3 separate regions of the Homo sapiens genome follow, and all the other regions are linked to region 1. Evidence: read pairs that join two places in POLR2A ChIA-PET (ENCODE). Cell type or tissue: CD4-positive, alpha-beta T cell. All regions are shown on one strand. Links, peaks and the distances in the headings refer to the core of each region. The heading gives the core; the rest is flanking DNA. Region 1 overlaps HIVEP2 (HIVEP zinc finger 2). Region 2 overlaps HIVEP2 (HIVEP zinc finger 2). Region 3 overlaps HIVEP2 (HIVEP zinc finger 2).

What was found. Peaks named below come from ENCODE experiments on the same cell type or tissue, not always from the same donor. Only the 100,000 strongest peaks of a DNase experiment are listed, where the experiment ranks them.
Region 2: POLR2A ChIA-PET joins it to region 1 with 10 read pairs; 6 of 35 experiments call an interaction of 5 or more read pairs at or near these places.
Region 3: POLR2A ChIA-PET joins it to region 1 with 10 read pairs; 5 of 35 experiments call an interaction of 5 or more read pairs at or near these places.

Annotation. Positions count from the first base shown.
Region 1 is chr6:142,851,568-142,862,597 of GRCh38, forward strand. The region is part of intron 1 of HIVEP2 (HIVEP zinc finger 2); the gene reads right to left. Among named protein-coding and RNA genes, the nearest start is that of HIVEP2, 88 kb to the right of the region's middle. In CD4-positive, alpha-beta T cell, for the core only: no CTCF peak of the experiment used is centred there; DNase peaks (open chromatin) are centred at 2,404, 5,294, 5,914, 6,354 and 4 weaker places; H3K4me3 peaks cover 2,828 bases; H3K27ac peaks cover 6,716 bases.
Region 2 is chr6:142,742,244-142,753,273 of GRCh38, forward strand. HIVEP2 (HIVEP zinc finger 2) reads right to left here. Exons shown (of 10, transcript NM_006734.4): 10 at 9,226-11,030. The coding sequence ends at 10,864. Among named protein-coding and RNA genes, the nearest start is that of HIVEP2, 200 kb to the right of the region's middle. In CD4-positive, alpha-beta T cell, for the core only: CTCF peaks have their summits at 4,541 and 4,741; a DNase peak (open chromatin) is centred at 4,458.
Region 3 is chr6:142,767,469-142,778,498 of GRCh38, forward strand. It overlaps HIVEP2 (HIVEP zinc finger 2), which reads right to left. Exons shown (of 10, transcript NM_006734.4): 4 at 8,679-8,723; 5 at 2,084-7,657; 6 at 914-1,068. The coding sequence starts at 7,270. Among named protein-coding and RNA genes, the nearest start is that of HIVEP2, 170 kb to the right of the region's middle. In CD4-positive, alpha-beta T cell, for the core only: no CTCF peak of the experiment used is centred there; DNase peaks (open chromatin) are centred at 6,593 and 7,003; H3K4me3 peaks cover 535 bases; H3K27ac peaks cover 1,684 bases.

The sequences.
Region 1 (11,030 bases), core at 1,845-9,844:
GGACTTGAGGCCCCGAAAGGCTCAGGAACTTGTCTACAGCCTCACTGTAAGTGCTGGAGAGAGTTTTTTAATCCTTTAAGCCTGAGTCTGAACCATCCCTCTTGAAAATAGACATAGTGGCAATGTAAAAAGATACATGGGTTGAAGAAATCTAAATATCCTGCCATGACTGGCACTCAATTTTCAGTTCTAGTCATAATGATTCTGACCTGACAAAAGGATCACCATGCCAAAAGAATGTTTAATGTATTGAACCATTCCTGATTACTCACTATTTGAGCTGGTATGACAGAACCTCACGGTGGAAGAGTTTCAGTGGGGTTCACTCATGTCTTTATACAACAATGATATGCTGCTTTCACACTTAGAACGAAGGTCATTGCTTTAAATTTGGCAAGAAAATCAAAGTCTTTCTTATCCAGCTCAAGAGCATTATTTTACCCAGATCATTGTCCTAATTTACTTTGGCAATAAAAAGTGTTTATTACTATAAAGTAAGGCTAAAATTGATGGGTTTGGGAGACTTTACACACCATGTTCCACTAGGTTAATTTTGGAGGGCATGCCATGCTTTCTATCTTTAAAAAGTATAGTCTATTTCTTCCTTCTTAAAGCCACAGATTTCCCACCAAACTTAAAACTTCAGTCCATTATATTATTTTAAATTTTGTTTTAACTTTATTATTGGGAAATGACTTTATTTAATCTTTCTATCAAGAAGTAGCATTTCGCTTTTTTTAATAAAATGCTCACAATAAACTCTTTTTTTCTCTCATTTATTCAATTATTTATTCAACAAACAATTGTGCATTCCCATAAGCCATGATTCTTGTCTTCATGGAGCTCAGGGGCTAGTGAAGGTCAGACACTGAAAATAGATTGTTACTGTGTGGACCCCATAACAAAAGGCATGCTGAATAATCAATTACATAACAATATTTGAGAAAGGCAGCACTCTTCTAAATTCTTTAAAACTTGGGAGCTAAGTATCCCTCCTATCATGACCTGAAATATAGAGTAATTCTTAAATCCACCACAGATATACTTTATTTCAACAACTCCCAGATGTCTCAGGACACCCTGAACCCAGTTTCAAAACTCATCAGCATAGATGTTTTAGAGATTTCTCCAAAGAAGTCACTGGCCCATCACTATCACATTCTAGTTTAGGTAGACTTAACACTCAATCTAATGAATCAATTTGTGCAGTTTGACAAATTTAGAGTAACAGGGGAAAAATACATAAGATACTCAGAACTGGAAAACCCTCTGAGTATTAGAGTCTTCTGTGTTGTATCTTTCCTAGTCTAAAATGATAAACATTCCTATCTTTGAAAAATTTGATATAAATATTTGTCATTTGATGTAGAAAGTGAGGTATTTTTGTGCTTATCTTTTAATTACTCCAAACTTCTCTTAGTTTAATTGCATACTTGTACAACATATACCTCTTTTCTTACTTTTTCTAGAACCTGCTAAGATTCCAGTTATTTTCTTATTGACTTCCTTCAGTTGGTAGCTAGATCCATAGATTAAGGTATTTTTCTTTTCCTCTCTTGGCAGATTAAGTTCATTTGGCACAGATTTGTACACAAGATCATGTCCAAAAGGAATCCAAGGAAATTACCAGATATCTATTTTTTTTTCCACATCAGAGAAGCAAACCCTAGCTAATCCAGCTTGTCTGCCCTCTGAGCCTGGGGCTTAGTGTGAGAAGTTACACTCCCAGTAGAGAAGGGACTCTAAGCTGGCTACCCAAAGGGTCTCCCTGTGGTTTCGATAAGAATTCACTTGTAACAGGTGCTAGCACCTGTTCTTCCGGCTCCCAGAATAGTTCCTACTTAAAATGAATCATACTCTAACAGTTCACTTTTAAGCTTACTATTTGAAATTTGGAATGTGTTTCCCTCTAAAACCAGTGTCATAAATACTGGTTGGCATGCAAGGCCACCCTTCAAAAGCCTGTATAACCTGATTTAGAATTCGCCTAAGGCAATGTAATAAGAGCAACATAGAACCTACCCACCTTAGATGGCATAGCTTCTTGTCAAATAGTCACACTGAGAAATTGAGTCAATAGGATATGAAACTGCCTTTTCCTACAAGGACCGTAAAAGTCTAGGTGAAACTCTAAGAGGTAAATAACAAAGTAAGAATAGCAAGACACAGATGGGCCAGGGGCATCAGTAGGAAGAATCTCAGTGGCTCTTGTCTTTTGTCAGGGCAGCAGTGGTGGTCCAGGCATTGGTAGCAGCAGAGATGGCAGAAGAATGGAAAAGAAAAGAGGGCAGGGAAAATAAGTGAATCAGAAGCTAGAGCAGCCTTTGAAAAGGGAGTGTCCTAGAATTGAGGGCAAGAGAATTGAGGAAGAGAAGGGAATTCCTACCACAAGGCAACCGGGGAATTCCCTGGTTGGGGTTGCCATTCACTCTGTCACTGACTGGGAATATTCACTGTTTAGTCACATAATGTTCTCAGTCTTTGTTTCTTACTCTGGTTTCTTAAATTCAAGCTCTGTGTTGTTCATAAAAACCCGGTTCAGGCTGGTGGCTGTGCCATCCCCCTCAGATTTATTGTTAGCCTGTGGTAGTTCTCAATTAGGGTGATTCTGCCCCCTTAAGAGACACTAGGCAATGTCTGGGAGTTCTTTCTGGTTGCCAAGACTGGGAGTGGGAAGGGGTATGCTATTGTACCCTGGTGGGTAGAGGCCAGGGATGCTGGTAAGTATTCTACAATGCACAGGATAGTCGCCCACAACAAAGACTTATCTGGCTCCAAATGCCTAACCATGCTGGAGCTAAGAAAACCGGTAACATTGTAACTCTGCTGCAATAACTTTTTGGTACATGTCACTAGGCTCCTGATGTTTAAGCAAGTGATTATAACAAAAATCCTTTAGACTAATTGTATTACTCAAACTTCATCCTAAAGATCGTGCTCAACCAAGAGAAATTCTACAAAAAAACCCATAGTATTCTTCAGAATTACAAAGTGTGACATTTGTTTTTTAATTGAAGATGTCCAATCAAGACAGCCGAACTTTAGGAGGCTGGCAGAAAGGGCACGGGATGAACTTGGTATCACCTGAATGTAACTGAAATTTTCCAGGGAAGGCACTGCACAAACTCCTCTGTGAATGTGAACCCTGCCACCAATGCCACATCCTGCTTCTTAAGCTTTTCCATAAACAGCAGCTGTATTCCTCCCCAAGCATCAAATGACAACCCAGGAACATGCACACGTTCCTGAAATGCTCGCAGCCACCCAGTATTAAAGCAATAATCTCCCCCAGGGAAAAGTCCTACTGGGCCGGATGTAGGAAAAAGAATGAAAGCAGGCACAGCTTTCAGGTCCACTCCACCACAAATGACTCCATGACCCGGGCAAGGAACGTTAAGTAACTTCTTTCTGGTCCTTTTTTTCCTCAACTAAAAGCAGAAAAAGTTTGGCTTAGTCATCTGCAACTTCACTTTCAGTTCTCACCACCATGCTGGTTTTCTTCCCAAAAGGTAAAGAGAAGGGAATTGGCTCCAAAGAAAGTAGGTAAGAGGGAGCTTATGAAACCCGCTTCATTAAGGGTCCCAGTCACATGGAGTGTCTGTGGGCTACAATAGATGAACCACCCACGTGGTAAGTTCACCCACAAGAGCAACTTTTTTGAACACAGGCAAAAGCTGACCCCAAGCTTGATAGGCGAAGTCTCCACTGAGCTCCAGGCCACATGAGAAATGCTGACTGTGAGGATGAAGGACCAATCTTTGTGTGTGCACAGCAGGGAAAGGACTAATCATTCCACACTGGCCTCTTCCGCTACAACCTTCTGTACAAGTAACCGTCATCCCCAGAGCACCATCTTATCATTAGGAAGGACAGAAGAAGAAGAGTACAGTGTGTTTTAAACTGTCTTTGTGTTATAATAAAAATCACAAACAAAAACAAAATGGGCACAAACAGTATGAATTTGAGGAGCCTTTAATTTTAATGGGCAAATACTTAATGTATTAATAACCACGTGGTAGAAACCAAAATTAGTTCTGGGGAACCTCTCAACTATACTGAATTATCTGCTGAGATAGGTTTTGTTCATGGATCTACAATAAGAAAGGAATCTGTTTTCCTGAGTCTCCCCACTGAGTTTTTTATGCAGTGCTTCTGTTCATATGCTTAAGTGAGCCATTTAAAAGGAAGAGTGTCAACGTTGGACTCAGGCTTTACTGGTATGAAAGTGTAAAATTATATTTGTATCCACAGATTTCCAAAATCTCAGTATGCAAACTTATTAAAAATACACTATGGTGGAGGCATATATAAGAAGTGAAAGTATTCTTTCACTTATTTCTTATTACTGCCAGTTCAACATTATCACAAGCTCACAGGGCTATGTTTTCCCAACTGAAACACCAGGATGTTAATGTGTCTGAAATTTGAGACCTTCTGATAAATTATGCTTGTTTGCTGGTTTTGTTGTTTTTTGGTGTGTTTGTTTTCAGTAAAAGCTGGCACTTTATAAAATATCTGTCTTCAGTATTTGACAACGCTTGACAACCATTCTCTCGTTACTTTTTACCACATCCTGGTAAGGGGGAAATGGCAGGTAACTGCATCGCTTTTCACTAAAAAACAGACAGCAAGGGGTTAAAAAAAAAAAGAAAAGGAGAATTTATGTCTCCCAGTTCCACCTACTGCACCACTTTAATATCCAGGATTCTCCCCAAGCCATTCCCAGAGAAAAAAGTGAAAAGAATCTCCTTTGACTTGCTTGGGTCACTGCCCCCAAGACACTGAAGACTCAAAGATACTGAAGACTTCAATGTACAATACATTGGTGGTGAAACTAAAAGTCATATGCAAGGAGTTGACTCCCCTCTCACTGCAAATAATTCTAACATGACCGATGTGCTACAGAAATCAATAGCAGTAATGACTACCTTTTTTGGAACTGCCTCAGCAGTCAGCTGGAGAGGGGGCCTTGCTAAGCCCAGGCACACTGCCTGGATCAAGCACTGAAATCAAGCTTCACAAAAGAGAAGCGTGAGTAATTTACTTATTAAAGAGATAACTGTAAAGTCTGATACAAACAGACAAGCGTAAAGCCTTCAATGCACAAACCAAATGCTTGGCTTGGAGACCATAAAATGCAATCAGCAATGAAATCTAGGTTATATCACTCAACTTTCAAAAGTCTAATGCCCCTTTTTATCCTTAGAAAGATGACACAAAGAAATGACCTGTGAGGGAGACTTCTGGTTAGCAGGGGCTCCCCAAAGACACTGAGCCCACAGCAGGAAGTGGAGGGGAAACCTCAGTGACTGGTCCGAGACCAACCTGGACTTCCGTGTAAGGTACAATGCAGATAAAGGGGATTACTGTACTTCAAGTGGGTTCTGAAGCATTCTACATTATTCAAAAGGACAAAAATCTAGTCAGGTGTTGCCCAAATGGTCTCCTCTGTGATCATTTTTCTCATGTTGTTCAGAAACGTAGTGGTGATAGTGCATTTGTGAGACTCTGTGGCCAGGAAACAACATCTCTGTAACCCCAATTTTAAAATCATGACTTCACTGTCACCAACCAGCGAATGCCAAAAATAAAAAGGTAGAAACATCTAAAACGCTGTTAGAAAGTGAAGCTTGAGTTCATGAGCAAATTAGAAAAAAAAAAAAAGTCATTTGCCATCAGATGTTGTCTGTCAACTTAAAAAAAAATCCAAATAAAAAGAGAATTCAAACAGTTCTTCTACAATAAGCTATTGTATAGCCCCTAGATCTAAGTCATTCACAACTCCCGGAAATAACTGCATATTCGCCAAATGCTCTTATTTTGTATGTTCTCACGGGGTTTCAGGACTTGTGCAAATTGTTTTCCAAGCACCATCCGGCCATAATGACCAGGTTAGAACTGATAATTATGCCTGCCTGTCTATAGGTTTGTCAGCTAAAGAAATCCACAGACGGCTGCATCATGAGCAGAATTCTACTTCGGGTGCAGCTGCGCTGACCACACTGCATTAGAAAAACAACCCTCTTTGCAATAACCAGTTTTGGGCATCACTGGTTAAAAAAGACTAGTTTCCTGTTTTTCTCCAAAACTTCAGAGTGTGGGTATTGCTATTTTTTACCCCACCCACACATTTTTCTTTTTAATTGTTGAAGATTAGGTGCTGTAAACACCTAATCATGAGCATTTCTTTATATTAAAACTCCAGGTTTAATTTTAGGTCGGATTTGTTCTTTCCACACGGGGACTCCCCTTTGTTAAGACTTGTGTGGCTTCTCCTGCGGGCGGGGGGAAGCCACGGGGCTGCGGGCTGCTGTCTAGGAGGGGCTGGGGTCGGGTCTTGGGTCTGGGAACTTATCTATGGCCCAGTGTTGCCCCAGGCAGCTGTCCCCCACCATTGGCTTCCTGATGGCCCAGCTATGCATGGTCCCCGGCAGGGATGCTGCAGCTGACCTAGGGCGACAGGTGGTTGGGGGAAGAGAGGCTGTTCCCCCTAGAAGAGTATCTCAACCCAGGCTTGGGAAACAGCCCTTACTGATGAAGGCTGGGGGACTAACAGTGACATAAAGCATCAAGATCCCAGACATATCATCTTATTTCTGTTTATACTATGCCGTTTCTCTTCCTCACTTTGACATGTTATTTCCTTTCTTTCAAGAGGAGTTTGAAGTATATGAAGGCAGTGCACACTGTAGCAGGGCTGCTCCTGGTGCCTGACCCCCTCACTTCACTCTGGCCCCTCTGCAAATGTCACCTCCTTGCAGATCCCCCCTCTCCCCTACCTAATTAACACACAGGCATGAGTGCTGGGCAGGATGATAAATATCTGTCTCCCACACTGAATAGAAGCTCTCAAAGGAGGCAGCACTGCTCTGTTCACTCCTATAGCCCCAGTATCCTAAACAGTGCCTGGAAAATAACAAGTGTTTGATTAATATTTCTTGAGAATAAATGCCCCCCTCCCTTATCTGCTTCATCTTTTATCACACCTCCTCTCACCTGCCCTCTTATTTTTTTATTTTTTAATTAAATAAATTTTTTTTTGAGATGGAGTTTCACTCTCGTTGCCCAGGCTGGAGTGCAATGACACGATCTCGGCTCACTGCAACCTCTGCTTCCCAGGTTCAAGCAATTCTCCTGCCTCAGCCTCCCAAGTAGCTGGGATTACAGGTGCCCACCGCTACGCCTGGCTGATTTTTTTGTATTTTTAGTAGACACGGGGTTTCACCATGTTGGCCAGGCTGGTCTCAAACTCCTGACCTCCAGTGATCCACCCACTTTGACCTCCCAAAGTGCTGGGATTACAGGTGTGAGCCACCCTGCCCAGCCCTCTCACCTGATCTCTTGGGCCCACCTCTCTGGAAACCCTCATTTACTATACTGCAGTTTGTTTACATATGCCTTTTTTATAAACCATAAACTCGTGGAGCTTGAGGACTGGGCTCAGCACACCTGGCACATAACAAGTGCTCAATAAACATTTGATGGGTGTTGTTAAATGAATCATTTGAGATTAGCCACTTTGAAGGCAGGAACTATGTAGATACTGTAGAAACACATTCTGTCTCTATTTTTTTTAACCAATACTATAACTTTTGATCCCTACAAGAAAAGTCTGAGGCATTTCCTCAGCCAACAGTATATGCTTAAAGGCATAGCAATAAGACTTACTCTGGGAGGATCACTTGAGCCCAGGAGTTCGAGACCAGCCTGGGCAACAAAGGGAGACTCCGTCTCTACAAAAAATTAAAAAATGTGTGATGGCACATGCCTGTAGTCCTTGCTATTTGGGAGGCTGAGATGGGAGGATCACTTCAGCCCAGGAGGTCGGGGCTGCAGTGAGCTATGATCCTGCCATTGCACTCCAGCCTGGGCAACAGAGCAAGACCCAGTCTCAAAAAAAAAAAAAGAAAGAAAGAAAGAAAAGAATCCACATAAGCTTGTCGAAACAAAGACTAGAGAAATAAAAACTTAAAACGATAAATGAGGCAGGACGCGGTGGCTCATGTCAGTAATCCCAGCACTTTGGGAGGCCAAGGTGGGTGGATCATCTGAGGTCAGGAGCTCAAGACCAGTCTGGCTAACATGGCGAAACACTGTCTCTACTAAAAGTAAAAAAATTAGCCGGGCATGGTGGTGCACACCTGTAATCCTAGCTACTTGGGAGGCTGAGGCAAGAGAATCACTTGAACCTGGGAGGCAGATGTTGCAGTGAGTCAAGATCACACCATTGCACTCCAGTCTGGGCAATAAGAGTGAAACTCCGTCTCAAAAAAAAAAAAAAAAAAAAGGAAAGAAAGAAAGAAAAAGAAAAAAAAGAAAAGAAAATGATAAAAGAAGTGTTTATCACTGTACTGCTATGCAAGAAGTTGAGGTAATATCCTTTGAAAGTTCCTGAAAAGAAAGAATTCTAAGCAAAATCAAAATCTTCATTTTTGTTAAAGTTCACAGTAGGGAAAGTGTTAAATCTTTTTTTCTCCTGTAAGTTCTCCTCTTAAAGGAAAGACAGAAATTCAGCAAAGATCTCTATCCCCTCGGACCTCCAACATTTTTCTGAACTGTAAAAAAGATAAGAAAAAAACTGAGCCACAATCACCCTTGTATGTTATGTACATGTATTGACTTCATATTGCTCCCATTCATGTTAAGAAGAACCCAGGTGATAAAAACTTAAATGAACTCCTGATGAAAGGAAAATATATGTATATTTTATCATTTGTTTCAAGAATTTAAATAAATTATTAATATGTACATTCATACTATAAAGCTCTACAACAGTGGTCCCCAACCTTTTGGGCACCAGGGACTGGTTTCGTGGAAGACAATTTTTCCATGGACTGGCGGCAGGCAGGGGGTTGGGAAGACTGAAGTGCACTGCATGTATTGTACACTTTATTTCTATTATTAGTACACTGTAATAATGAAATAATTTTACAACTCACCATAATATAGAATCTGTGGGAGCCCTGAGCTTGTTTTCCTGCAGGAAAACTAGATGGTCCTATCTGGGGGTGATGGGAGACAGTGACAGATCATCATGCATTAGATTCTCTTTGGGCAAGAGACCTAGATCCCTGGCATGCGCAGTTCACAATAGGGTTCACGCTTCTGTGAGAATCTCATGCCACTGCTGATATGACAGGAGGCGGAGCTCAAGTGGTAATGCTCGCTCACCTCCACTTACCTCCTGCTGTGCAGCAGTTCCTAACAGCCAACAGACCACTAGTGATCCGTAGCCCAGGTACTGGGACCCCTGCTTTACAGGCTATCCATTGCTGCACAAATTTTGTAGTAGCTTTATTCCGCACAAATTCTGCAACTTGTCTAAGCAATAGACTTTTTAAAATGAGAGGAAGCTTCTTTAATTCCCATGTGCCTTATTTAATGTTGGAAAAACTAAAAAAGAAAGAGAAGTTAAGTCAACTATCATTTCACAGAAGACACAGATCTATTTTCAAGGAAGTTAAAATCTACTCAGACAGTATACGAACATGCATACATCAGATAGCAGAAACATCACAACAGAACGACATGCCAGCAAGTAACACCTGAAGACAATACTCTCAGCATATTCAAATGCTGAGGCTCATTCACAAAGGAAAATGCAGGCTAGAATAATAGACCTCTTTGGTTCTGTACGTTTCTAAATAACATAATCATTGTCTTATATATTATTACCAAGTAGCAGTCTTTCCCCATTCATTGACAAATCAATTGGAATGGCCTTCCCCTGTATGATTCATACATAAAATGAAATTTACTAATAATGAGAAGTTTTGACATAGGTACTAATGGCTTGAGATGAATAAACCAGATTTTTATATATGAAAAACATATTGTCTCCTCCCATGGAAACCAGAGCTGTGAGGCAATAACATTGGAGGAACTATAAGCAAAATGCCAGAGCAAAGAAGTAATTCTATTACTTGAAGGTATCCTTGGATACAGTAGAATAGCACCATATACTAACAGAATTTATTTTAAACCCACATACACATTTTTCCCATCCGACTGTTGGTAAAAGGTAATGAGTATGAAACAGTAATATCCCAAATTTAACACTCCAAAAGAATCTGTTTGGGCTTTCTTTCCAAATCATCAAGTAAATGCCCTTAAAATTTGCCCTCTCCCTCCAAACAATTTAATGTCATCTAAGTTCAAAGTTGTCAGTCCCACACTTTCAAATTATAAATAGATAAAACTCAGTGTATGGAACTTCTGTTTAGAAAAGGATTCCATTTCAAAGCGGGCTCCTAAGAAAGAAATGGTAGGTAAGCACACCAGTCCGGGTGGAAGCCTTACTAGAGATTAGAATTTGGCCCACCTGCAAGAACAGATGGCTATTCTGGACAGCTGCAGGAAGATGGGGGAAATAGCTTGAGGGCTACTGATTGCTGTAATAATTAAAACCAACAACAATGACAAAGTGGCACTTGAAGTTTTATACCGTTACTTAAATTTTTTTTCAGGGAAATTTAGGCTTATAAAGTTAGAGTGGCACATCAGCCCAGCAGTTTGTTAAGACTCTATTATCAATCTTTTATACTGGAATCTGTTAGCAGCCCTGCATTCTCTTTTTACACTGTAGAGAATAAACATTAATACCCAAAACGTGTGTTTGACTAACATATTTACAAGAATAAAGCAATGTATTGTACTAGATTCCAGATGTGAAAGATAAGTGTCACTCCTTCAGACAATTTCTCCCAATTTCTCCTAACTTGACAGTTTCATATTGCATTTGCTACATTAGCAAATCTATTATATATTATGTAATACATCTATTATATATGTAATATGTAATACATATAATCGATTACATGTATTACATATTTTATAATACATATAATCGATTACATGTATCATATATTTTATAATACATATAATCGATTATATGTATCATATATTTTATAATACATATAATCGATTATATGTATCATATATTTTATAATACATATAATCGATTATGTGTATCATATATTTTATAATACACATAATCGATTATGTGTATCATATATTTTATAATACATATA
Region 2 (11,030 bases), core at 2,947-10,946, 110 kb before region 1:
TTTTGGAAATTCATGGAGGCTTTTGATTGGTGCTATGATGACAGGGTGCTGCCGGCATTTAGTGATTAAGATTCTCCAACACTGGAGTTCCACCAATGAGCAGAACCATTTTGTAAACTTGAATGTTACTCTAAATGGGACACGAAAGTGAAATACTCATTTGGATTTATGTGAGCCTAGAATCAAGCTCTGTTTCATTATAAAGCAAATCTGAAGTGGGGGTATAGATTTTCAAGTCATCTCTGCTACCAGAAGACAAGTGTGCTCCCAAAAATCATTGTACTATGCAAAATTGTGCAATAACAAGCCATAGGGCTTATGGGGAAAACAGGGTTAGGGACACAATACTCCAAAACTTCATCAGTGATATGTTAAAAAAAGATAGGGTGCCAGTAAAAATGGTAGCATAGTTTTACATGCATTAATGGTTAAGAAATACATAAGTACTCCAATAAATGCGGCGCTTAACTTGAAAAACATCTAATATTCGCTACTAGAAGTAGGTGACAGAAGAGCTGCAGTTTGTGACTTACTGTGAAGTGATGGAAGGAAGGTCATCTGAAATTGAACAGAAAGTCCAACTTCACTATGCTGTACACTATGTATATGGGTGGGGTCATAACACTCTTGGTGAAATGAGGTAGCTGGTAGACATTGGAATTGTGTTAGTGTTTATGTTTGTATATTCCTACATGGCTCCTTCAGCTAAGTGCTGTCTTCTGCATTCACCTAGTATTTCTCAATTAAAAAGTCAAGCATAAGCAAATGTGTTATGTTCAAATTGTTCCCTAGTATGTCAACTGTGTTGGAAAAATTTTAAAACAAACATTACAGCAGAATGGACTGGAGACTGAATTTTTTAAAAAATTTTTATAATTTTTTTTTTTTCTTTTTTTAAAATTTTATTATTATTATACTTTAAGTTTTAGGGCACATGTGCACAATGTGCAGGTTTGTTACATATTTCTGGGAGGGCAACCACATGTCAATTGAGAAAATTCACATTTTGTTATTTTTGGAACTTTCCGAGATTTTCTTTCTCATTTCAGAAAATCATGTTCTAATGACAATGCCACTTGTGGCATCTGAGTTCCCAGTATAATACACCGGCAGGTGAATATGTAGCTGTCATAATCACGGTGATCTGCATGGAGGTGCAAGCTCCTAACTTCTTCATTATACTTTCTACTGTAATCTTTAACTATAACACAGTACATTTACCTATTTAATAGATGAATAAAATTTTATTGTAAATTAAGTTTCTGTCATTTCTCCTTTATATATAGTTAGGGTATTATACTGAAATTTTTGAAATTATCCATATAATTTTGAAAATATTATATGGATATTATACATTATATGGATAATTTCAATTATCCATATAATAATTTCAAAATTATATGGATATTTTCCATATAATAGGATGAGTAAACTATACAAAAGAGGCACTATAAAATATGATAGTTGATAAAATTGTGAACCATTGATATAGAGCAATAAAAAAGGAAGGGAATGTAGCCATATTCTTATCAACAAATTCATGGAAGGATTAAATGAGATTATATCTGTCTGGCATATGATCCACTTTAAATAAATTACAGATAGATTTATTATTATTAAGATAGTATCAGAAGAACCACAGTTCCAATTGCTCCCTGGACCTCTCCTTTCAGATGTCCACAGGACCCCCAAAGTCAGGAAGTAAGGAAGAGCTACCAAATCCGTCAGGGCTCTCCCAAACCTCCCTGCCCCCTGCCCTTTAACCATGTTGTGAAAAGGCATCATCTTTAATCTGTTTGTGGCTAGCTAGGAATGGGACGTTAACCATGACGCCCCCTTCTTCTGAGAACCTTGTATCTAATAAACCACCATCTCATATGGTGCACCACCTTCTTGCAGTTCAAGTCTGTCTGCTTTCTTTCATCTTCACCACTGCCGCATTATTGCAGGCCACCATCATGGAAATAGCCGCCTAGCTGAACTCAGTGGCCCCTCCCAACCCCTCATCTATTCTCTCTTTCACCAGCACCATCCAATAGAAATGCAATGTGAGCCACGTATGCAATTGTGAAATTTCTGGTACCAACCTAAAAAAAGAAGCATAGGAAATTAATTTTAACATCATTTTAATTAACCTAATATTTGTAGTGTAGTATCATTTAAACATGTTCTCACTATGAACAATTATGAATAACATATTTGAAACCGTCCTTGTGCTATATCTTCAAAATTGGCATATATTTCACATTTGCAGTGCATATCAATTTGGAGTAACCACGTTCCAAGTGCTCTGTAGCCCCATGTTGCTATGACTCTTGGACAGTGTACCTTAAAGCCCTTTTAGCGGGTAAACCGCAAACCCTGTCCCATCAGTTTCCTACCTAGCACGCTCTAATTCCCAAATAACTGTTGCCCTAATGTCTAAACCTCTAAAAATGATTTCCAAGACCCTGCAGTATCTCATCATTGTTTATCCCGTCGGCTCCACCTCTTGCTATCCCTTTCCTGGCCCTGCACCTCAGAATCTTTACTCCCTCTGTAGAATTTGTTTTGTTCTCTCCAACATGTCCTGCTCTCTCTTGCTGTGGGATTTTTCCAGAGGGCCTCCCCTACCTGTAACACTTTTAATGTTCTGCACTAACCTGATAATCACCTTACGTTCCAGAACACCCTTACTTTTTGTTCAGATTAGGGTTCCCTCCTTATAGTTCAGATTCACTTACCTCAAATCTGGGTTTGCATTGCAGCAATCCCTCTCTCAAATTCCTTTCCATGCTGTCATTGAAATCTCTTGCTCACATGCGGTCTTGCTTACTAAACAGTGCAGCAGGAGCAGTCAGTCAATCAACATGTTTGAATGAATGAAAGAACAAATGATGAATTTCCTTTGAAAGCTTGCAGCTATGGCTGAATGACAATCAATGAAATAATGGAATGGATGATTCTGGAGTCAGACAGACCTGAGTTTGAAACTCAGTTATGTAATCTTGGGCAAGTTATAAAATTTATGTTTCTTTCTCTACAAATATTTGGTGATTTGCGAAATGGAAGTTATAATGCCCATATTACAGGAGCTAAAAGGAGTAAATGAAATAATGTATATATACATAAAATGACACATATTTATTTATCTAAACAGAATGCAGTAAATCTGGACATATCTCTTTTGACATAGGAATGTCTAGTTATACATACCCTAAGATTTAGATTTACATAGAAAGAAGGTGGCTTTACTTCAGAATGGAGATCAAGACACATTCTTGAATGCATCATTAACCTGAAGCATTTGCTGCATGTGATTGGCAGAGGGAGGAGGGATGATAAATAGGGAATATAACATTTTTTCCCATCTGGCTATGTTCCTTGTGTGGACCACTTTCCCTGAAAGAAATCCCATATTGCCGAGTGGTAGGTACACCAAGGTCCTGGCTGAAATGCCTAACACATTTGAATTGTAACCTTCCCTGGGAACGTAAGTTATGTTATTCTTGGGGTAAGGAATTAAAGGAAGCAAAACTGGGGACTTAAATTTATTTAGTATTTAATATAAAAGGAGGTTATCTTTTTGCAATTTAAGTTTATTCTGGAAAATATTAATGAGGCAGTGTTCACATTTGGGGCATTTTAATATTGCTGGCATGATACAATTTGGGGGGATTTGATGCTGTCCTGTGGTACTCAATGTATTATTTCTGTTAAACTAGATTTGACAATGTGACTAGGCATGATACGAGTTGGGAAATATACCACAGTCCATCCCTTGTCAAACAGGCTTCCATATGAATATTAAGTCCTAATGCCCTAAGACACCCATTGTGTGTAACAAATTAACTTTTTTCCTACACACAAGGATGGTGCTAGTTACGTAATCTCCTTAGAAGATTTGAGAAAAATAGTCACTCAAATCATTTTCTGATGGGCTTAATTCTCTCTGGGAAAGGCTGCTTGTTCTAATTTTTGAGCTAAGATGAAGTTGCTTTATTTAATCTCTTTGTCTAGTTTGTTTCAGTTGAATATCACGTGAATTATGATCTCACTGATTCCAAGGGGATAACAGAGAGTCATAGACTATGTTTTGGGGAAAACAGTAGATCCTTGGTGACAGTGGGTTTTCTCCAAAGAGGGCAACATTTGCAGTGTGGTTTTCCATGAGTCTGGCTACTTAGATGGATACGCGGCAGCAAGGAGCAGTTTTCTCCTCAGACCCCTTGCTTCACAGTCAGGATGGCCGCTGGGCTAGAGAAAGGAAACCCCTCTGTTTCTTTCCTTCCTCCACCCTTCACTGTGGGAGAAGAAATGTCAGACTCCTTCCTTCTGCCTTCCATTTACTTAATAACATGTGGTCAGTAGAAAAGCAAGGCAAGGCTTCCAGGAGCCAGGGCGCTCTCTTCATAGACTCCATGTCCTATGCAGAAGCAGTAGGGGAGTCAGGGCCCTTGGGGAGCCCAGCTGCATCTCTCTTTCCTTAGGCCACAAGGGGGCATATGCATTTATACCAAGGCAGAAGTGAGAGACCCCACATGAGTCCTGAGAATGGGATATATTCTCCATCCTTGCTTTTAACAGATTTCTGGCAGGAGGAGGAGGATGCTTGTTTACTTCTTCAAAAAAGCGTGCTTTGGCTGTTATTGCTTGAGTGAGTTCCAGGGTCCAAAACTCAATGGAAACAGAAGCAGTCAATAGGATTGTATCACCAAAATCCTTAACTAGATATTTAGTGATAAGCACTGAACCTAAGTTCTTTGATAGCAGATTTTTGGGTTTGGTGTGGTTTGGTGGTTGTTGTTCATTGGTATAGCTCCAGCACCAAGAAAAGAGCTAGCATGTGATAGAACCTCAATAGCTGTCAAATGATGAGTGCTTATAGAGGTGGGTGGTGCAGCCTGTGCACAGGGGAAGGGTCCAGCCTGCAGAGGTGGCCAGTCAATTCAGGAAGCACTAGACACATGTGAAGTTTAATTTAAATATAATTAAATAAAATTAAAAGTCCAGTTTCTCACTTGCACTGTCCGCATTCCCAGTGCTCCAGTCATGTATAGCTATAGGCTTTTGTATTGGAAGGTGTAGATATGGGACATTTTTCCCATTACAGAAAGTTCTACTGGATGGCACCGCTTTAGAGCCTAACTGCCTCTTCTATTTACTAGCTGGGAAAACTTAAGCAAATTATTTCACTCAGTTTTGTGACTATTAAATGAGGGAATAAATGAAAGCACTTAAAACAGGGCTTGTAGAGAATACTTATCATTATTAGCTACAAGAGATTTTGTATGGGGATGCTGTCCCCATAAATGGCCTGGATCCCTGGACCATGTACAATGTGTGTGTATGTAGTTTTTCCTACATGCTGCAACAATAACCTGTAGGAAATAATAGCCACCGTGCCCAGTGGCATTTTTTAATAGAAAGGTTTTCATTTAAAAATATTTTATTAATATGATTTTTAATAAATTAAGGAAATGTATGATCATTAATCATTTTATTTTAATTTTGCCAAAATAAGATTTTATTCACATCGAACTATATGGATTCTGCTTGTATTTCAACAATGTAACAACACTTGGAATCTACTTGAAGAATAAAACATGCCAGGGGCTGGGCGGGGTGCTCACGCCTGTAATCCCAGCACTTTGGGAGGCCAAGGCAGGCAGATCACTTGAGCCCAGGAGTTCTAGACCAGCCTGGCCAACATGGTGAGATCCCCATCTCTACAAAAGAAATACAAAAAATTAGCTGGGCGTGGTGGCGGGCACCTGTGGTCCCAGCTATTATGGAGGCTGAGGTGGGAGTGTCTCTTTGAGTCAGGGAGGCAGAGGTTGCAGATGGTGCCACTGCACTCCAGCCCAGGAAACAGAGCAAGATGCTGTCTCAAAAAAATAAAAATCCATGGCAGGGATCTACTGCAGAATCTGAAATACATTTATAGGCACTTAGTGAATGGAGAGAAAATCTGTTGATATGATTCATTTTGATAACCAACATGTATTTCTAGTCTTGAAATCCTGGCTTCAAGCAATCCTCCTAGATCAGCCTCCCAAGTAGCTGGAATTACAGGCACAAGTCAATACATCCTGTCAAATGTATATTTCTGAAGGTGGCCTTAGTTGTTGATAAGCAATGGATATGTATGCATAAAATGATCCATCTAGAGAATTCTAGAAAATAGAGTTTGTGTCTTCTTCTTGTTACTCTTTAGGTACTGTTCGGTGCCAAGTAGAATAATTTCCACCACTTTCCCTGTTCTTCAGTACTACTGCATAGCCAAGCTGGTTTATTGTTGCATATAAAGTCTGGGTAAGCATATGTTTCTCTACACTCGGAAATTAATGGGAGCTGATGCTCTGTATAATGTCAAATTGCCCCTGGGAAAAAAAACTGTACTGTGGCAAAGTCGATGCCACCATATTTAGTAATATATTTTAAACTAATAAAGACCATTTCCAGGGCAGAAATAAGCTTTGTTGTTTTTGTATGATTCTGAGCCCATTCAACCCAACAACTTTCACAGTACATTATTGTGATTGTAATCTTGATCTAAGTGAGAAGAGCATAAATAATGAGAAACTGTTCTTTAAGCAAACCTGGACAAAGAGGTGGGAGCTCATTTTTAGCCTTGATTCTGTAATGAACCACCTATTTCTCCTTGAAAACTTCACCTAACTTCTCTAGACTACAGGTTTTGGAAAAGATATTTGTAAATGACAGGTTAATTTAATAACCTCTAATTTATTATTTAATAATGAAGCTACTATTATGCTACTAAGGAAATAGTAACTAATAGTAAATAATTCCACAAATGCAGTTGATTTTTTCTCAGAAAATGATGTTCTAAAAGTTTTGTTTTCTAGAAATTATCTTGGGGAATATATTGAAAATCAAGTTCTCAAAAATATTAAACAATTTTGTATCATTAAGGCTCAGCAGATGAGATGTGCTGTCCTGTGAAGTATACCTTTGCTCGCCCCTATGTTCTTTGTCTACCTTTGGAAACCCTCAAACTTCCTCTTCTACCCCTTTATATACCCTGAGGAATTTCATCCAATTCAGTGCTCTCAGCTATGATGAAAAACAAGAACTGACAAACCAGTCTCCAGCTCTGGCCTCTCTTGTTTGAGGTTGAACTCCTTCAGAACTGCTAAGGAAAGCTCATCTCTTTACCAGCATTCTGTACAAATCCACTCTCTTTTGTGGCTGAATAATGCCACCCTCATTCTATTGTCCAGGTTAAAAACTCATCATCTTTAACTTCTCCATCTCTTTCATCCCAGCACCAAATCAGTCTAGCTATCAGCCATTCCTCTTCATTAAGCAAAACTGTCCCTTCTTTCTCCAGGTCTCCATCATTTGTTTGGATTGTTGCTGCTTTTATTTCCCTTATCTTCGCTGGTGCCACAGTATTTTATTTTTCCCAAAATAATGATAACGACAACAATTAGCAAGGCCACTTTATTGCTTCAATCCTTCCTTGGTTCTCCATTGCTTACAGGGCCAGACCTGTAGGCTGGATTAGGAAATTGGACTTTGATATGTGTTTCTAGCTTAACCATGTACTACCTTGCCACATACCTAGGGTGCCAGCTACATCTTGCTTTTTACACATTAATTGCTTTACACATCTCAGATCAGATCTAATATGCGTTTTCCCACTAATTTTTTATATTGCCCTCTCCTCTAGAATATAAACTCCATTAAGGCAAGGACTTTATCTGTTTTGTGCCATATTGGACACCTAGCACACACAAGAGTACTCCAATGTAGGTGATGAAAAGCTACGTTGAATGAATTAGTCAATTTATTGTTTCAAGGATCTGTTCTAAGGCTACCTCTGTGATGAAGCTTTTCTTCATTCTCAGCAGGATGATTGCTCTCTCCAGGATGATTTCTCTCTCCCTTTATGGTTATAAAACCAAATGTGCAACTATTTTAGCTCAAACATCATATTATCCACATTTACTTACATATATGTCTTTCCTATTTACTTGAGCTCCTTGGTGGCACGGATACTCTTTATTAATTCTAAATGCCCACCACCAGGCTGGGAGCATTAGGTTCACACCTGTAACCCCAGCACTTTGGGAGACTGAGGCAGGCAGATCACTTGAGGCCAGGTGTTTGAGACAAGCCTGGCCAACATGGTGAAACCCTGTCTCTACTAAAAATGCAAAAATTAGCCATGGTGGCATGCACGTGTAGACCCAGCTACTCAGGATGCTGAGATGGGAGAATCACTTGAACCTGGGAGGCGGAGGTTGCAGTGAGCTGAGATAGCACCACTGCACTCCAGCCTGGCCTGCAGTAAGACTCTCAAATAAATAAATAAATAAATAAATAAATAAATAAATAAAAATAAAAATAAATGCCCACTATCGTACCCAGTTCATAGTTGGCACTCAATAACTTTTATGAATGAATGAATGACTGAATAAATGAGTGATGAATTAGGTAGAGGAGGAAACAGAGTAATTTGATTTGGCCTGGGATCACCAACACACACACACACACACACACACACACACACACACGCACGCACACATCAATGAGGAATATGACACACAAATCACCCTACATAATCAAAAGATTCTTCTTGGTAAGAGACAGATATTAGAGTGTCTGTGTTGACCTTTAAATCACCTTTGTAAAACACAGTTTAAAAAGACAGTCTGGCTCATAAAAGCAAATAGGTACATTGTAAATCCACAAATTTGAGATTTTTATAGTGAAAATACTAATAGGTTTTGACTTTTAATGAGCTTCTGCTCTTATTATTAAAAAGATTCTACTCATTCTAATAAAAGAACTGTGATTTGTGGGTATCTTCTGATATATTTTAGTTGATTCTTAGCTTCAGCCACCTTAGCAAAAAGAAAGAAGAGGTTTCCCCAGTGGAATTTCAGATAAGTATGCATACTGCAAGAGAGGCAGAGGAAAAATGATAATTTGCTTTATTCATGAATCTGTTCAGATGCAACGTATGCTGCCCAGGCCCATGCTGAGGTTTGGATAAGTCTATTCCTAGGGCCCACACCTTGGTGACCACTATCTGTTCTAATCAGATAATCTATGGAAGCCAATGACTGTCTTCTCACTTGTTAAAAGCATTCACACTCAGGATGGGCAGAGCCTAGCAATTAAAAGCACAGATGGTATGTTGCTAGTATCAAAATTACTTTAGAAACAAAATTGGGAAATTAAAATGTAAAGCAACACATAAGAACTAGACACCTCAAGCATGTAATTGTATATTTATTTCTCTTTTTAAAGAACACTCCTTAATGTAATTCAATATACAAACTTGGTTTCACAGAATTATAATCCACTATATAGCACAAAGATAACCCAGATTGTATGTGTGCGTGCACACATGTGCGTGCCTGTGCACATGTTGCTGCACCCCTCCCTCTCTTTCACTCTTCTGGACCTACAAATGCTCTTCCCACCTTCAACACTAACCAAAAGCCATTGTGAGTATTACATACAACAGACATCCTCCCACGAGTTCTTTGCCCTTGAAAGATTCTTTTCCCCATTCCCCCTGAGATAGCCAGGAGTGTGACACTCTTCCCCTATGAAAAAGGGTAAGGTGACCTCCCCTAACACAGATGTTAACCCTGTTCCCATGTAAACCGGCTGACAGGAAGAGCTGGGGAGCAGGTCTCCATCTCCTTTTCCCCCTTCCACACCCAACCCTCAGAGTCCAAGTGCGACCCTCTGTGTAGCCTTAGTTCCAGTCACCATCCTGTGTAGCAAGAACTAAGGAGATTGCTAAGCCCAGGTCTTCTCCATGAGCAGCGCACAGCACTGCCTGCCAAGCCACCGGGCCGGCCGATAACCAAGCTCTACACAGTCCCATGTGCTTTGTCACCTTAATTTTTTAAAGACACCTAGCATAGGTCTGTGGCAACCTAGTGTCCAACTGAGTTACATAAAATTGTACCAGTGATGCACTTGTACATATTTACATGGGGTGGAATGTTTTCCCATATTTTTAGATGAGTATATAGATCAACATGTTCACATAAGACCAAATACTTTTAATATTATTTATAACTGATTTATAAAGCTTTGAAAAAACTCACAATAGCACATTGTTTACTTTAATGCTTTACGGTACTATCATTTTAAAATCACAATCAGCACTTAAGTTATAGTCAATCCAGCAAACAAGAGACAAAAAAATATACAAGAGTTAAGAACTGACTGATACATCCTTTATCTTTTTTTAACTAATGCATAAGTGCAGAATAAGATACTCTAGTTTAAATATCTTGTTTACAATGTACATTTTTGTTCTAGTTACGCAACAGTAAATCCCATGCTTCACATAGAAAAGCAATCCACAACATTAAGAAAAAATGTACAATTTATGAAACAAAGTAAATAAATATTAGTATTACAGAATCAGAGCTGTACATAAAAGCTGTTCAGTTTTAATCATATAAAAATATGTTTTAGTGCAACCTCACATATATATTGATGCTGTTTTGCTTTACATCATTTAGATCCAAGTGTCCAAAAAAGGAAAGAAATTACATTTATTACAAAGCAGATACACAAATTCTAAAATATGTACAAATTACTGCTAAAAAATGCTTATAAGAATATAAGCAAAGTAAAGAAAAGGCACAAACATCTGTACAATTTTAAAAGTACCAGACCCAATAGGTTAATTTCAAATTTTGTTTTGGTCAGGCTCATGATGACTTGTTAATTTACCTAATTCTTTTGATATAACAAAAGTATATATAATAGCAAACTACTGTAACTTAGGACAGGCATGCTATAAACTGGATTACCTCCATTTCTAGAAAAACAAAAACAAAAAAATGGGAAAATGTGGAAATGAAAGTCTCCATGCATCATAGATCAATGTAGCTGACTCTTTTCTGATGAAGGATCTTTGCTTTCCTCTGTGCTTGAAGATAATTCCTTGCTGCTGTGAAAGTCCAACTGCTTGTCATCCACACAACTCTTGCTGTAAAACGTGGAGTGAGCTAATGGAGTCTGTGATGTACCAAAATTGTCCTTTTCAC
Region 3 (11,030 bases), core at 2,013-10,012, 84 kb before region 1:
TTTATAGTCAAACAAGTAACATTATTTCCTCCAAATATAATTGGAATAAAGTCATGCCCATGAAGATATGTAAATAATAGATTTGTTGTAGAGATAAGGCTAATTACATCATAATCTCCAAAATGTGGTTAGCACGCTTCAAAATTTTTAAATTTTAGAAGCATAAGTGTAGGCTTTTCCTTCTATGTGACTGGATGAAAGATACATTTCTATCAAAATCTAAAACAAGACATTACATATGTGTAATTTTTCTTAACTATACAAATAACAAAGTCTTTGAACCTTATTACTTGAGTTTCTATGACTCAGGACTCAAGATTTGAAAAGAAATTCCTAAATACAGAGAAAGTGTCATACACCAGAGAAGACTGAAAAGGCAAGACAACTGAGTGCAATGTGGTACCCTGACTTGGATCCTGGGACAGAAAAGGATATTGATGGAACTGGTGAAATCCCATTAAAGCCTCTAGTTTAGATAATAAGAAAAACAAACAAACAAATTAACTAGTTCTGAAGATTATACATGATTGTGCATGATCTGATTTTTGTAAGCATACAATAAAAATATGTCCGTCAATAAAACAAATACCTATAAAATGATCAAAGAATGAACAAACTTAGATGACATCAAGTGTCCACCAATTTAGTAGATTTCATAATAAATTAGAGGGGTGAAAATTTAAGGAAGAGGCTTGAATGATATCCATTAGGGACATTTTCTTGCAAAGCAAATCCCAAAGGCAAGGGCATGAACTTATGATCTATTACCAGCCAGAGTTCAGAACTGTGAATAGAAAAGGAATTTACTTTCAGCTTTCAACCAGATTAGACAGTACCTTTTCCATGCAGACATTCTGGACCATTTACTCTGACCTATAACTGCACATTTTACATTTGCACTTTGTTTCCTTACCCTCCTTCAAATATTTTAATTCGGATTGGCTCAGTTTGTTTGGATCCAATATCTTTATCTCCATGAATATCTCCTTTCCCTCTTTCCTTTAAGATATTTCCCACTAGTTTCCTTTCTAGTTTGCTGCCAAATAAAAAGGACGCATCAGGTTTCATCTGTAAGACAAGAAGAGAGAATCATTTCACATGCTTTCTCCAAGACACAGGAGCCCCTATGTCCCACTCTTCCATCATCTCTGAAAATGAGCCTAAATTCTGTACTAAAAGGCCAGGAACTAGTTATATAAAATAAGGACCACTAGGGATAAAATCAGATAAGAATGACAGTTTCCACTGAATAAATTCAACATTCTGTTACAGCTATATATAATAAGTACATATATTATATATAAAAATATATAGATACACATATACACTCAGCACTCTGTGCAATGCTAATACTTAAAAGACACATTCTATGTTTTGAAGTAGCAATGAAAACAATCTATATTAATTAAGGAAGTAGTCTCAAAAATTATTGAAGGGAAAATGGTAACTGATAAAAGTGAAAACATATTTTTAAATCCTCTATTTGCCTCCTTATTAATTTAGCAGAAATTTCAAAATTCCCCTTAATATTTTTATAATTTTACATGGAAGGCATTGATGGTTCTTGTAGGAATAAACCAGCCAGCAACTTGGAAAAATAAGTTTTGAAGGAGACAGATGTCTCGTCAATGAGAGTAAGCCCTGCAGCATTTGCAAAGCTCGGTCCTCCTTCTTCGTCTTTCCTTTCAGCCTCCATTCCCTGCTCTATGGCCCACTTCACAATTCCCTGAATTCCTCACATCCAGAGAAAATTAGACCTGCTAGGTCACTCACAAAGGTCAGAAGGAAAATAACCCATGGGAATTAATCCCAGTGGTAGGATTTCATGGCACCCAAATTTTTAAATTTTAAAAGCATAAATGTAGGCTTTTTCTTCTGAAAATGGACCATGCCTGAGACCTCAGAACCAAGTGCAGTCAGTGGCTTCTTCCACTCCTGAGTAAGGCCAGACTTTCTGAAAACGCCCCCACACTGACCTTCATTTTACTTGTATTTTTTTTTTAGGCCTTATATCCTTCACTATGTAGTCTGCTCAGCAATCAAATCCACAATACAAAGTTCTTCCTAAAACAGTATTTGTTACCTGAGTAAACTGCTTCCAAGCACTTGATGATGTAAGCTTGCCGGTTCCAGGCCTATGCATAGCAGCCAGAGTATAAATTTCTGCAGTGATTTTTTGCTTGGACCTCAGAAGAGCCAGCGTGGTCTTGGTGTTCAATCCTGATGGGTTTGGATTACAGGAACTAATGCACCATGAAGCATAAACCGAGGATTTGAAGGTGGCCTGTTGCACATAATTGGGTTTTGTATAATTCAAGAAGCACCAACTCACAGTAGTTGTTGTCCGCAGACTGGGGAACTGAAGAATCTGCTGGAAATCTGCCATGTCCGTGAGAAGAAGAGTTGAGTCTGCCACGTTCCCGCTGGGGGCAGAGGCCATGCGGACCAGCATGCCAACAGGCCGCTTGTGGCCCTTCCCTTCCTCTTCCAGCTGACCATCTCCTGCTGGTAATGAAGAACTCTGTGGGCTCATGCTCATGTCCGATGCCGTCTCATCGATATCTAATTCATCTGAAGATTCTTTGCTTTCAGAAGGCCCACTGGACTTCTGCCCCGGAAGTGGTGCCCGGGAACCGGAAAGCATCTCCTTGCTGGGCAGGAATGGCTCCCTGGAAGACGGGCTAACAGAAGGATAGTCTTGAGATGAGGAGGGCGACAGCGAGGAGAAGGAAGATGACCCTGACTGCAAGCCATCTTTTGGCTCAGAAGCACATCCTTGTCGAACCAGCTGGGGTTTCTGGGGGCGGGAGAGGTCCTTTTTGATGTCTGAGTTGGTCAGCTCCACAGCACTAAGCTCCTCCACAATCTGTCCGTACATCTTTTCTTCTTTGACCCTTTTCTGCTGCTTGGTTTCCATGAAGAGCTCCAAGCTACTGGCTGGAGAAAGCATTCGCTTGCTACCTCCCAGGGTGGCCACGCTGTCAGAGGTGGAAGGTAAACACAAGGGGATGGAGGATTCTAAGCCGAGGGGCAAAGTCTGAGGTGCTTTCCAAATGGGGTACTTCTCCAAGCCCGCATGCTGCCCCAGCACCTGGGCAATGTTGAATCCTATCCCTTGCATGGCTGCGTTGGTGACCAGTGTCCTTTGGGTCATATTCTCATCGACTTTGCATATGACAATGGCAGGGCTATTCTGCCCAAGTATCTGAGAAATGCTTGTGTACATGACACTTCCATAGGATGGTACGTGCGTCTGGATCCGAACAGGAACCACTGTTCCTGGGAGGGACTGCAAAGACCCAGCATTTGCCGAGGCAAAATCTTCTTGAAGAACCTGCTCAGAGGGCGTTTCAGTTGACTTACTGCTCTGGTCTGATGGAAACTTTGGAAGAAGGTTCTTTGGGTGTAGCCCTGATGCTCCTGAATAACATGGGTAGGTCTGCTCTTTCGTGTGTGCATACTCAGCAGGTTTCTTTCCAGTGTGCTCTGCCACATGCTCTAAGGGATAGCTCGAATGGATTTCTGTCTGAAAAGAGGGCTTGCCATAGCTCTTCTGAGGGTGCTGAGCAAAGGGATGTGGGAAATGTGCCTGCCACCAGGGAGGCTGCTGAGCTGGTAAATGAACCATACAAACTGTAGGATACTGAAACTGAAACAAGGCATTCTGGATTGGAGAAAATGGAATTGTCTCTTGATGTGGAAATAAGTGTGGCTGTTCAGGTAAGTGCTTGCTTGTCATATAGGATGTTGGTTGGATCAAGGGATTTCTCAAAGATTCCTGACTGTCCATGTGCATGATCTGTGGCTGGGCCAGGTGCAGTGGCCCCGAGCTCAGCGGGGGACAAGGACCCGCCACCTGCTTCCCTGGGTCCTCTTGCTGAAGAGGAGGCAGCACAGCAGGCGGGCCATGGTGCCACCCGGACCGGAGGCCAGCATGCAGGTGCTCCAGCTGCTCTTGCTTCACGCTCTGATCCATGCCAACCTCGCCCTGGGAGATTTCTGGGGAGCCACTGAAGGAAGCTTGCCGCACCAGAAAGCATTTCTTCCTCTCCCTGGACGGTGATACCGTGGAGGCTGCTGCTCCCGACACAGGAGCATGGGACAGATTCCCATAATCAAATGATTTGCTCCGAACTTCTGGGACTTCCGCTGGGTGAGGACAAGGCATCTGCTCTGATGAGCAGCGTCGCATCTCTTTCTGGTGGTGATGGCCTGGGACAGACAATGAGTATGAACCAGCAGGGACAGTCAGAAACTCTGAATGCTTCCCAAACTCATCCTGCTTAGGAAGTGCAGAAAGCTTACTGGTTTCTTCTCTTTCAAAAGACATGGAGAAACTGGAGCTGTGGGACAAGTTGCTTTCTTGGCTGGGGCTGCGGGAGAGGCCTGTGCCTGTGGATTCAAAGCTGGACTCCCCTGAGGAGTGCTCCATATCTGCAAGTCGCAGACGCTTCTTTTTGGGTGGCAACTTCTCCGCGGGGAGCTGGGAAAGGGTCTCACTTCTCTGGGGCCACTGAAATTCTTCCACAGGCTTCTCTGGCTCTTTGCTCTGGGCTTCCTTCTCCTTCTCAGGTTTATCAGGCTCCTCGGTCACTCGAATCTCAGGAACCTGGATGTTGTGTTGCCGAACTAGCCTGGGCTGTGTGTGATAGGACTGCTGCTGCACCTGCTGAGATGGAGAGGGTTTCCCCCCACTTTCTGCACCATCCCCAGGTGGAGCCCACTCAGGACTCACTGGGGCTTCTGAAATCTCACTGTCACAAGTCTCTGAAGGGGAAGGGGCTTTATCCTGTGTGCAAGCCACAAGTTCGGCTGACTCAGACCTTTCAAATGAATTGGGTCGGCTCAGTGAGTTGGTGTGCTGAATCACAGAAATCACATTTCCAGGAGGTTTCCTGCCCCCTAGGTCTGACATCTTGTCTGAATCAATGGCTGAAGGTGACTCCTCTGACACAAGAGATGGACTTCCAGGCTGCAGTTGGGGCCGACATGGGTCAAAGCGTTCCGTGTGACCATGAGAAAGGTTTTCGTGTCCAGCCATGGCAAATCCACTCCTGACTCCTTCCTGCATCTGCAGTTTGGGGTCATAATCGGAAGCCATGATGCCCACAGGAGTGCTTACAATGCTGCTGCAGATCATGGGCGTGTCCTCTTCATCCCCTACGCTCTTCTCTTTCCGGCGTTTCCTGTTTTCACAGGTAGTTCCAAACATGCTTGGTACTCCCTGCAATGGCACCACGGGATCCATGAAATATTCTCCACCATGCTTTAAAGAACTCAAGCAGGAAATGTCCCTGTAGTTTTGCTTTGGTGTTTCAGAGTCCTCCCACTTCTTATAGGGTTTCCGACAGACATCATAGTCATACCCAACCCTGTCCCCAGGAGACAATTTCTTTTCCTTCAGGGATGAACTGCTGATACCCTTCAACATCCTGCCATGGTGCTCGACTTCCACGTGGCCCTCCTGTACCGAAGGCAGCTCAAATGCCGCTTGTCTTCTTAGCATGCGCTGAGGGGGTATGCCCACGGTCCCTGGATAGAATACATCGTCGGAACCAGTCATCCTTTCATCAAATGAGTGACTTCCTCTCAAAGAAGGAGGAATAGTTAGATTAGTTGCTGAAGAAGTTGGCACTGAGTTGCTTCTAATAAGGGGTGAAGAGTCTACAGGAGCTTCTAAGAGAACCGGGTTGCTGCCTTGGAAGTTTGCTGGATAAAGTTTTCCTTCGTTCCTGATAGATGATGGAATAATCTGGGGTTGTCTGGACTCACTGTTGAACTTAGTGGATTTCAGCATGCTCGTTTGACTGGGGTCGACATCTCCCTTGCTTGGGATCAGCTGTGAAACAGGATCTTCAAACATCTTGACATCTAACCTGGTGTTAACGTGAGGTAATGGTTCCATTATGCCCTTCCTACCCATTGCGGCACGCTCCTGACTTGTGGTTGTAACACTGAGTGCATTTCTCGGACTAAGCCGACAGTATTTTCCAAAGATGATTTCTTCATAAGACTTTGCATTTGTGTTGGGAGGGCTTATTTGCTGCTCAGCACTTTCTGAGCGAGAAAAGTAACCAGAATCAGTGCTTCCTTTACTGTGCGGGCTCAGAAGGTTGAGCGATGGCTCAGAATCTTGTCCTTTTTTCTCTGACAGTCTTAGTGCAAGTTTCTGTTTGACTGTGTGCGAATCATCAGCCTTAGTATTTAAAGATGGATTTGGTAGCATATCAGGGCCAATATACTGAGAGCTTTCATTAGGGAGAGGAATCCCACTTTTAGGGATAATCAAAATCGGCACCTTCATTGGACCTCCCAATGATTCTTCCAATGACCCATGATAGCCGCCTCTGCTGGCAATGTCCAGTGGGATGGGTGGACCAGGACTCATTTTGTCAGAAGCCTCGGCAAATAAAGAACTCTCCTCATCTGTGTCTGTACTCTGTTCACCATCTGAATGTATTTCTGCTTCTACATCAATAAAACCAGCCTCTAGGTCCAATTTAGATACAGCTGACTCTGTGAAAGGTACTAATCCTGCCTTAATTGCATGGGCATGTGACTTCCTGTGCTTGTACAAATTGCTCTTTGTCTTGAAAGAGAAACCACAAGGTATACATGGATATGGCCGCTCCCCAGTATGGGACCTGATGTGTTTTTTCAGTACACTAGGTTTGGCACACGCTCTGCTGCAGTAAGGGCAAATGTACTTGCCAGGCTTTTTGGGTTTGTGCTCTTTCTTGTGAGCCTCTTCTGCCTGTTCAATACTTTTCTGGGAGTATTGGCTATAAGCAGGGTTCAGACTTGAAATCTTTTTTCTAGGATAACCACCACTGTGGCCATGTATAGGAAAAGGAAATAAGTCCTCAGAGGCAACGGATGGCAAAGGGCCAGGGAAAAGCCACGGAGGACCTTCGAGGCTCTGATGTGGCTTGGTGCTGTGCATGACCCCCTGTGGCAATGAGTGCTGAGGGAAAGAGAGTGAGTGTTGGCATGAGTAAGGACTCGGACGATGCGGTGGATATTGCTTCTCTGCGACTTGCTGCACCACTTCACTAGGGGAGGCCAGTTTCCCAGAACCAAACAGTTGTGCTGATGCTGTGTTTCCGATTTGCTCAGGCTCTATTTGTGGTTGCCGCTGTCCTTCATGACTGCCAAAAGTGCTCATCTTAATAACAGCTGATTGTTCCTGTCTCCATCTACCTGATGCTTTATCAGTTTCTCCAGACCTTGAGGTAGCTTTTTGTCCTAGAGCTGTGTCCCCAGTGTCCATTTTGTTACACAAGGTCTTAAGTGCTAGTTCCCCTGAAAGCAGTGCAGACTCATGGAGTGTCTCCAAAGCTGTGCTTCTTAAAGCTTGGTTGCTTCCATGTTCCAGGGTGTCTGCAAACTTGCTGATTGCTCCTTCTCTTTGGAACCTTCCACACGCACACCACAGTCGATGGGCATTAGCTAGTAATGTCCTTGGACCAGGGCTATAACACAGTTCTCTCCATTGTAGAAACGTCCATCCAAAAGCTAAGTGCAAATCTATAAAGATTTCTTATGGCATTTGAAAATTTTCAACTAGGATGAAATTGGGATGATGAATAGTCTAGGAGAAATTTTGCCCATCAACTAGAGCAAAGTTCAATTGCCAGTTTCACTAAGATAAAATGATCTGAAGAAAAAGAAAATACAAAGAGATTGTCATAACAGTTTCAAATAAGAAACCAAAAAAAAAAAAAACCTAACTAACCAACCAGAAATTAGATAAATTTGAAATGTTTTTTACTCCAAGGAATTATTTTTATTGAGATTACATTAATTCCACAATTAAAATATATTAATTTCAAACTCAGCATTAAGTCATGAACATAAGTCTCTTCCATGTTTGAATTTTGGTCACTCTTTTAAATACTTTTTAACTTTAGAAAACCATTTGAAGGAAAATCCTTGATGGATATTATCTACAAAAGTATAAGGTTTTAGAAAGCCCCATTAAAAAAAAATAGAGCTATTCCTAACCAAGTTTTATGACTTGTATGCCAAAGTGTATTACATATCTCTATATAGAGATATGTTTTATAGCTTAATACAAACAATATGTGGCCAGGCATGGTGGCTCACGCCTGTAAACCCAGCATTTGGGGAGGCTGAGGCAGGTGGATCACGAGGTCAAGAGACTGAAACCATCCTGGCCAAAATGGTGAAACCCCGTCTCTACTAAAAATACAAAAATTAGCTGGGTGTGGTGGCATGCACCTGTAGTCCCAGCTACTCGGGAGGCTAAGGGAGGGGAATTGCTTGAACCCGGGAGGCAGAGGTTGCAGTGAGCTGACATCATGTCACTGCACTGCAGCCTGGCGACAGAGCGAGACTCCATCTCAAAAAAAAACCATATATATAGTTACATATTAATATAAAATATAAATATAACATAGTATACATATAAGCATACATATATGATACATGTTTTATAAAATACATAATTCATAAAGTATTATATATTACTATAAAGTATAACTATATTTTACAGCTTAAAATCAGTGATTAATAAAATGACATCAAGGCTATAAGAATTAGATGTCACAGAACTTTGGAAAAGATAAAAGGGTGCATCTAAACAAAACAATTATAAAGTCTTCTTAATATAGAAAACAAAGCATATTTCTAGGACAGTTTAAAAACGAAATGATTACCTGAACAGTTTAGAGTTCTTATGGGCATGATTGTCCTGACGCTTCCTGGATACAAAATAAATGCAGTTAGGGAAAATTGTTCCATTAAACCTTACCATCGATATATACAAATACAAATTCCAATTTCCAGTTCATTATATAAAGGGTTCACAATGCTATGTACCCTAAAACGAAAGCAAGAAACTGCTTCAGAAAGCATTACACCAGAAGAGTAAACCTTACACTGACACTGTGACTCAAAAATAACTCAGAGAAAATATTATAAAAACATCATAGTAATATTTTCTAAGACATAAGATTATTATATATGAAACATCTTAGTTACTTAAATGTAATCAGCCTAGTTCTAATTCCCTAGATATTAAAAGTTGAGATACAGGCGTTTTTTGTTTTGTTTTTTTTGAGATAGAGTCTCACTCTGGTGCCCAGGCTGGAGTACAGTGGTGCAATCACTGCTCACTGCAGCCTCGACCTCCCTGAGCTCAGGCGATCCTCCCACCTCAGGCTCCCAAGTAACTGGGACTAAAGGCATGCACCACTACATCCATCTAATTTTTGTATTTTGTTGTAGAGATGAGCTCTTGCCATATTGCCCAGGCTGGTCTCAAACTCCTGGGCTCAAGCAATCTGCCCATCTTGGCCTCCCAAAGCGTTAGGATTATAGGTGTGAGCCACCTCGCCTGGATGAAAATAGTGGGTTTTTTTTTCTGATAGGTTTGAATGTTTATGTTTAAAAGAATAAATTTCCCTTTTAGGAAATTTACATCATAGCAAAGTGAAGGAGTCCTCTAGATGATGGCGTATGGCTCAGGAAGACTTGACAACTAAGTAATCGTTCAATTTTAAGTGAATACTCAACTTCCTTAGGGGAGTGTTCAATGAGGTACCCAGAGGATTCTGAGAACTTCAATGATAAACTGTATCCACTGTCATAGAACCTCAGATGTTTCCTTGATAGGCAATGTGTCCGTTTATCAAAATAAAAAAGATCATACACATTGACCTAGAAATTCCACTGCTGGAAATATATCCTTACAGGTGTACTTGCACAAGCGCACACCAATATATATGTACAAGAACCGCTTAAATAAATTATGGCTCAATGATAAAACTGAGGCATTTAAAATAAATAAAGTACAGCTATAAGTACCAATATAGAAACTTGTTCAGGGGATAGTAACATTAAATGCAAGAAAAGCTTATTGCACCCTAGTACGAAGACACATTGTTAATCCTATGGGTGAAAAAGAGGAACAGTTGATCAACAGAAAATTCCTGTGAGGATGCCAGGCAGCATTGGCACCAGCCTGACCAACATAGAGAAACCCTGTTTCTACTAAAAATATAAAAAATTAGCCAGGCGTGGTGGTGCATGCCTGTAATCCCAGCTACTTGGGAGGCTGAGGCAGGAGAATTGTTTGGACCCGGGAGGCAGAGGTTGCAGTGAGCCAAGATCGAGCCATTGCATTCCAGCCTGGGCAACAAGAGCAAAACTCCATCTCAAAAAAAAAAAAAAAAAAAAAAAAAAAAAAAAAAAAAAAAGTGGAACCTGGGATTCAGAGGAAGAGGAAAGAAAGGATTTTTACCTTCCATCTCATGACTTTCAGTAAGTTTAATTTTTGTTTATTTTTCTTAACATGAGCATGTTTATCTTTTTAAATAAAACACTAGTTAATAATTTTTTAAAATGCTACCATGCAGATGTACTGCAGATTCCTAAAGCGAAACTCAAATAGTAGTCTTACTTCCATGGGCAATTTTCTCCCTAACATCGAATTTGACTGTGATGATGATGATGACAGAAGTTGCACTTTGAGAGGGGAAAAGCACCCGGAAATTCCCACAGGAACGGTAAGTCTTTTGGGTGAGAAATCAGTAGCCCCCAGATATTTGTAGTAAGACATCTGTACTCAAAGATTCCTTCTGTTAATGGCCATGAAGCCTAAGAGATTTGTAAAGCAGCAGTCAAAATACTAAACAAAGATATTAATCTCAGTTTGCTAAAAAGTTTTGCTATTGGATTTAATTTTTTGCTGTGCAATAATTTTCTTTAGCATCCCTCTGCAGGAAATGAGGCAAAAACGAAACACAAATGATAGTCTCATAATATTCCAATGCAAATTTCCTTGTGTCAATTCCAGGAACCATGCTAACAAGAAGAAGACACAATGTTGAATCTAAATTGGCTGACTGTGTTTAATTAACTAAATATTTAAGGTTCATGTAGACACAACCTCTGCCAGACTTGTAGAGGTAAATAAATACCCTCTAAAATGGAAATATACTACATTTTCAATTCAAGACAAGCATGTATGAATCCTCAATTAGGACTCAGAGCTTGAAGTGAATAAT